2 separate regions of the Mus musculus genome follow, and region 1 is linked to region 2. Evidence: chromatin contacts called from ENCODE Hi-C or POLR2A ChIA-PET data. All regions are on one chromosome and are shown on one strand. The core of a region is the stretch at or near the end of the contact, and the rest is flanking DNA. Distances in the headings are between cores, read along the strand shown.

Region 1 (2,700 bases), core at 82-2,581, 80 kb after region 2:
TTGCAAATCCTTCTTCAGTTTCAATAGATCTTCATTTTCTCCATTTCCAGAAAGGGCAGCTTCTACTTGCTGGAGTTGAGCTTTGTAGCTAGCCAACTGTTTTGCTAGATCCTCTGACATCTGAGGAAAATAAAGGCCCATAAGGCAAGTCAAATATCAAATTACAAAAAAACAACAACAAAAAAAAAACTTCCTCTGACCTGTCTAATTTAAATCACTCTTGCTACAAAATTCAAGTTCCGTTCATCACCATTTTAACTTTATTCATATTTAACTAATCCACAAACTTCAAGGCAATTAAATTCTAAAGACTGCAGATACGGCTGGTCAATTCTACACAGAAAGAGTTCCCCCGGAAAAATCATGCTATTAAAAAAGAAAAAAAAAAAAAAACCCTGCTTCTTCTTTAAGTATCATATATCATAGGAAGACAGTGTATGTCAATAAAGACTGCGACATACTTTTCAAAAGCTGAGAAAGTCAAAAATCAAGAGAAATTAAAATTCGCACGGACGGGTTCTTCCCCCCAGTCAGAGGAAGCGGTTTTCGGTTAACTACACCTTCGGCGTTTCCTCGCCTTTCTCTCCGGTGGAGGGAACCGCTCGGAGCGCTCACTCTTCCTTCACACGGAGGTCATCCTAGAAACCCGCCTCTCGCCCAACGCAGCTCGGCGTCGCCAGGGGTCCAGAAGCCCCTCTGGGCGGCCGCGGGGCAAACATACGGGTCCTCGGGGGACACCTCCGGGACATTCCGGCCCACCGGAAGCCTGGAACCCCGGCCGAGTCTTCCCGTCCGCGCGCGGGCTTCCCCGAGCCCGCTGGAGCCCCGGTCCACCATCTCCCACCAGGGAACGCAGACCTCCGCGTCCATGGAAACCGCCGAGCCCCGCACCCTCACAGAGGCTTCCCCCAGACGGCCACGTTCGCCGCCTCGTCCCGGAAGCCCCCACGCAGGCCGGGGCCGTCCACTGGGGGGTGCGAGAGCCGCTGCCTCCCCACACTGCCCTGGCCGGGCCCAGCTCTGACGCCGGCGCCCTCGCTTCCGGCCTCCGCCTCCACCTCCACTCCAGCCCGAGGCCCGAGGAGGCCTGACTCTCCCTCAGGGGCTCGTTACCTTGGGTGGGGCTGGGGTCGGGACGGCGGGCAGGGGTCGGGGAGGCGAGGCGAGGCGAGCGGCGTCAGGGGCGGCTGCAGCCGGGAAAGATTTTCCGCCGCGACGAGCCTCGGTCGGAAAAGGAGAAAGTCCGCCAGCGAGGGGGAGGGGAGAGAAGCCGGCCTCGGGCAGGAGGAGAGAGAGACAAGGCGAGCGAGATCTCGCGAGACCTACGGACTCTCGTGGAAAAGATGGCGCCCGGGTCACATGACCCTCGCCGCCCTCTCAGCAGCCTGCGATTGCAGCCTCGGAAGGCGGAGCGGGTGTGGTCTGATGGGCAGGAAGTGACGTGTCTGGGCCGCGCCGGGGGCAGAGGGCATGTTCGTTTTACGTCAGTTCCGCCTCGTGCTGGGAGCGGCAGCGAGTGGTTCTCTGTGGTGGGTGTTGTCCTCCGGTTCCCTGCGGCGTAAACTCGCGAGCCTTTCTGCCCAGCCCTGATGAGATTTAGTACCGGGAACGGGCTGGGAGTGATGGCGGGTGCCTTGTGTCCCACAGGGAGGCAGATGGCGGCGGCGGATCTGAGTCTGAGCCCGCATAGCGAGTTCCAGGCCAGCCAAGGCTACAGAGCGAGACCTTGAAGTCAAGAGAAGGGAAGTTTTTTGTTGTTTAGAAAATAAATATAGCCAATAAAGATAGAGTGATAGAAGTGGAACGGTGACCATTTGAGGTGCTTAGGCATCACCCATGGTAGGTAAAAGCCATGTGATGTAAGAAAATAGAGAAAGGTAGGATGTTTAGAGTCAAAGCTGGCAATCGCTCACCCAGCGATCAACTTCAGCATCACTAGTTGTGAGACAACCTTACTTTATGCATGTTTATGACCGAGTGACAGTCAACATGAAGTGACTGTCACCTCTGAGGAAGTATAATCAAAGCCCTTTTGAGTTTAAAGGAAATAATAAGCATAACGTGTTGAATGTCCGTGAGGAAAGAAACACCCATCCAGAATGTGCGATTTTTTTTTGACTTAAATAATTCAAGAGTAATGTAATTTTAATGAGAAATACCTCCCTTCGTCTTGGCCATTTGGAGTAGTTTAGAGGTGTTCCCTGCCTTGTGCAGATTGGAGAGGTTAAAGACACACACACCACTTAAATTTGAGCTCTCGGCGCTGTATGTGCAGTTTGATGCCGGCTCACAACAAAATACTTCAGCCATCATGTCCTTGGCCTGCTGCTGCCCCTGCCCGGCCATTATAGACTCACTCCGGAGCCATAAGCTAAAATAAAATCGTTAAGCTGCCTTGGTCATGGTGTTTTATCACAGCAACAAAGAAGGAAGCAATGCTATTAAAAGGAGTAAGGACTGTTTTGGATTAGAAGATTAAAAAGATGGGTATGGTGGTGCCTGTGTGTAGTCTCTGTTGTGCCAGGAAATGTTCATGAGCCCCCCCCCAAAAAAAAAACCACCAGGGAGCTGATTCTGATGCAATTGAACTAGGTTCTTTTGTTCAAGCTCGAGCTTGGGCCTCACCACCCTCTCTGATGCAAGAGAACTGGGGGCCGGGGGTGCAAACGCAGGGTTGTAGATTTGTTAGGAAATAACCTG
Region 2 (2,712 bases), core at 99-2,598:
CAGTCTTTGTGACAAAAGTATAGGGAAGTGTCTCTGGGCTGGTGAGGACAGGGGGCAGCACAAGTCCAGGTCCCCTTACGAGGTCAGTCTGGGTAGATTCCTTTTAGAACTGTTTTCCAGTGAAGTGCAGAAAAGTCTTGTTTACCTCATTCATTCTGACTTAGATTCAAGTTACAGCAGCAAAGGGGACCTAGGTTCCAACTGAGAAAGTTCTCACAGAGGGGCTGCCATTGTAGCCCAGTGTGAGAACACTTGCCCAGCAGGCACAAAGCTTTGATCTTCAGGAACAAAACAAAACAAAAATTCTTAGTATGTGCCCAAGATGTTCTAGGTGTAGTTTTGACTTAGTTCACGAAAGCATCTTCTCAGAGGTTTCAGGGATGTGCAAATTTTGACCAGGAAGGGTTAGAGGATTTGATTTGTTCAGTCTGCTTGAGTAGGCCGAGAACTCCAAGCCTTCTTTACCAGGCTATCCAGGTGTCTCCCACACTCTGGTCAGGCAGGCCTGGTGGCTCCCAGTGGCAGCAGTGAAACTGTTGGAGGGAGTAGGGGATAAAGACTCCAGGTGTGGGAGTGGGGAGTGAGGGAAGGAGGGAAGAAGAGGTTCCTAGGTTGCCACTTCTATCTAGGGGGCACTCTGTCAAGTGAAAGGGCAGGCAGTTGTAGTGACGCCCTGCTGTGAGCTTTGCACAGCTGGACTGAGTGAGTGTGGAGAGATGCTCACATCTCCTCCCGCTTCCTGGAAAATAACTTTGCATTTGAAGGGTTGCAAAGGAGTCGGTAAATCTGAACCCGGACAGGGTAGCCTGGAGACTTCCTCTGCTTGTGTGAAGGTACACACAGGTGTGTGTGTGTGTGTGTGTGTGTGTGTGTTCGAGCGTGTGAGGGGTCATGTGTAAAATGTTTGTGTTGGGAGGAGTTTCTAGTTACATGTGATGTTTCTATTCTTCCCGTCAGAATTGGGCTTTTATTGTTTGATTTTGAAATAAGGTCTTTTTTATTTTTTTAAAAAATGCCTAGCAGCTATCATTTATTGGGGACCTCCTATGTGCCAGGCATTGTGCTGAATTTATTTTTCTGTAAAGAAAAATTGTTTTTATCCAGGTCCACCTAGAGACATCCGAGGGTTTTTTTTTTTTTTTTTCCCATTCTTATTAAAGCACAGTGCTGTCTACGCAGCTAGGATTTGCGGAGAGGCGGGGAAGGGTGCTGGATAGGCAGGGGGCGGGCCCTGCCTCCCTAGCCGCCACCATTTATTTTGACCGGTCAGATGGCATCGGGCTCGCACTAGGACCCAGGCGCCACAGCGCCTCCGTCCGTCCTGTAGGTTCATTCAATCTCCCATACACACAGACCCACACAGCGAGAGCGACACACACTCACACTCACAACCGCACGCAGCGAGGCTCGGGAAGTCAGTCAGGCCGGCTCCTTGCCCCGGTGCCTCGGTGACTCCAGCAGGCCGGGTCTCCCAGAGGCCCTGCAGCTCGGCCGGCCGCGCAGCCCCGGACAAGGAGCAGCTCCGCGGACCCCCGTGCCTCCATGGGCAAACGCGGGCGGCCGCGCAAGGAGGCGCGCTGCGAGGGCGCGGGGCTGGTCCCCGTCGCGCCCCCGGCCATGCCCCCGGCCGCGGCCGCGCCCCAGCCCCCGGCGCAGCCGGAGGAGCCGGCGGGGGCCAAGCCCCGGTGCCCCTTCTCGGACATTTTCAACACCAGCGAGAACTCGATGGAGAAGCACATCAACACTTTTCTGCAGAACGTGCAGATTCTGCTCGAGGCAGCCAGCTACCTGGAGCAGATCGAGAAAGAAAACAAAAGTAAGTTTGGGGGCCCCGACTGCTCGCCTGCGTCCAGCTCTTTCTTTCTCACCCCCTTGTGCGACCCCTGTCGCTTACTCGGTTCGCCGCCGCCCCCCCGCAACAAACACACACACACACACACACACACACACACACACACACACACACACGTACCCTCGGCAGTAAAGCCGATGACACCGGAGAAAGGACACGCACGCACGCACAAAGCTGCTAAAGATGTAACAAAGACAGCGAAGGGGAGAGGGAGCCTGTCGGTGCCTTGGTCTGTCGGTCTCCAGCAGGCCCGGAGGACGGCCTGGCCGAGGAGTGGGGGAGTGTTGTTGTTTGCTGACAACTGGGCTGAGAGGCTGCGAGCTCGTCTCTCCGAGGTCGCCTTTCTTCCCTTTTTTTTTTTTTTTTCCTCCTTTTTCTTTCCGGAGCCTACTCCGGCAGACAAGTGTTTTGGTTTGGCTTATGGTTTTGGTTTTTTTTTTTTTGTTTTGTTTTGTTTTTATTTTTTTGTTTTGTTTTGTTTCTGTTTTTGTCGCTCGTTCCAGGGTTGGGTGGGGATGAGAAGCTGAAAGTTGGAAACCGTTTGCAGAGCTCAGGGCTTCCAGAAAGAAAACACAGACACACATTACAACAATAACAACCGCCACCACCGAACAGCTCTCCGCGCCGTGGACTCCGGCTCTTCTTCCTGCCTACTTCGTTTCTCCTTCCTTCCACAGCAGGACTAGGCTCAGGCCATCGTGTCCACAGACACAGTTCCCCTGTGCCTCCTTGCCTCTGGGATGCCACGGCCTCTGGTCCCCTCAAAGAAACAGGCCAGAGGAACCAGGCAGCGCCGGCAGCCCTCCCTGGACCTGCGGTCCTGCGCGCGCTGGGGTAGGGAGGGGGGGACTTGGCGAGGG

What was found. A loop is a pair of places that touch in the nucleus more often than their neighbours do. ChIA-PET counts read pairs that join two places held with the same protein, here RNA polymerase II (POLR2A).
Region 1: a map of heart shows a loop between it and region 2 (10-fold over the local background). The contact joins the promoter of Smndc1 here to the promoter of Mxi1 in region 2. A Hi-C loop is called at or near these places in 1 of 37 maps with a recorded cell type or tissue (heart). POLR2A ChIA-PET finds 5 or more read pairs at or near these places in 3 of 5 experiments (Patski and embryonic stem cell).

What each region holds. Positions count from the first base shown.
Region 1 is chr19:53,389,303-53,392,002 of GRCm38, forward strand. Smndc1 (survival motor neuron domain containing 1) reads right to left here and starts at 1,332. Exons shown (of 6, transcript NM_172429.3): 1 at 1,114-1,332; 2 at 1-120. The coding sequence starts at 120.
Region 2 is chr19:53,309,158-53,311,869 of GRCm38, forward strand. It overlaps Mxi1 (MAX interactor 1, dimerization protein), which reads left to right and starts at 1,349. Exons shown (of 6, transcript NM_001008542.3): 1 at 1,349-1,816. The coding sequence starts at 1,543. All of the region lies in intron 2 of Gm30541 (a long non-coding RNA gene), which reads right to left.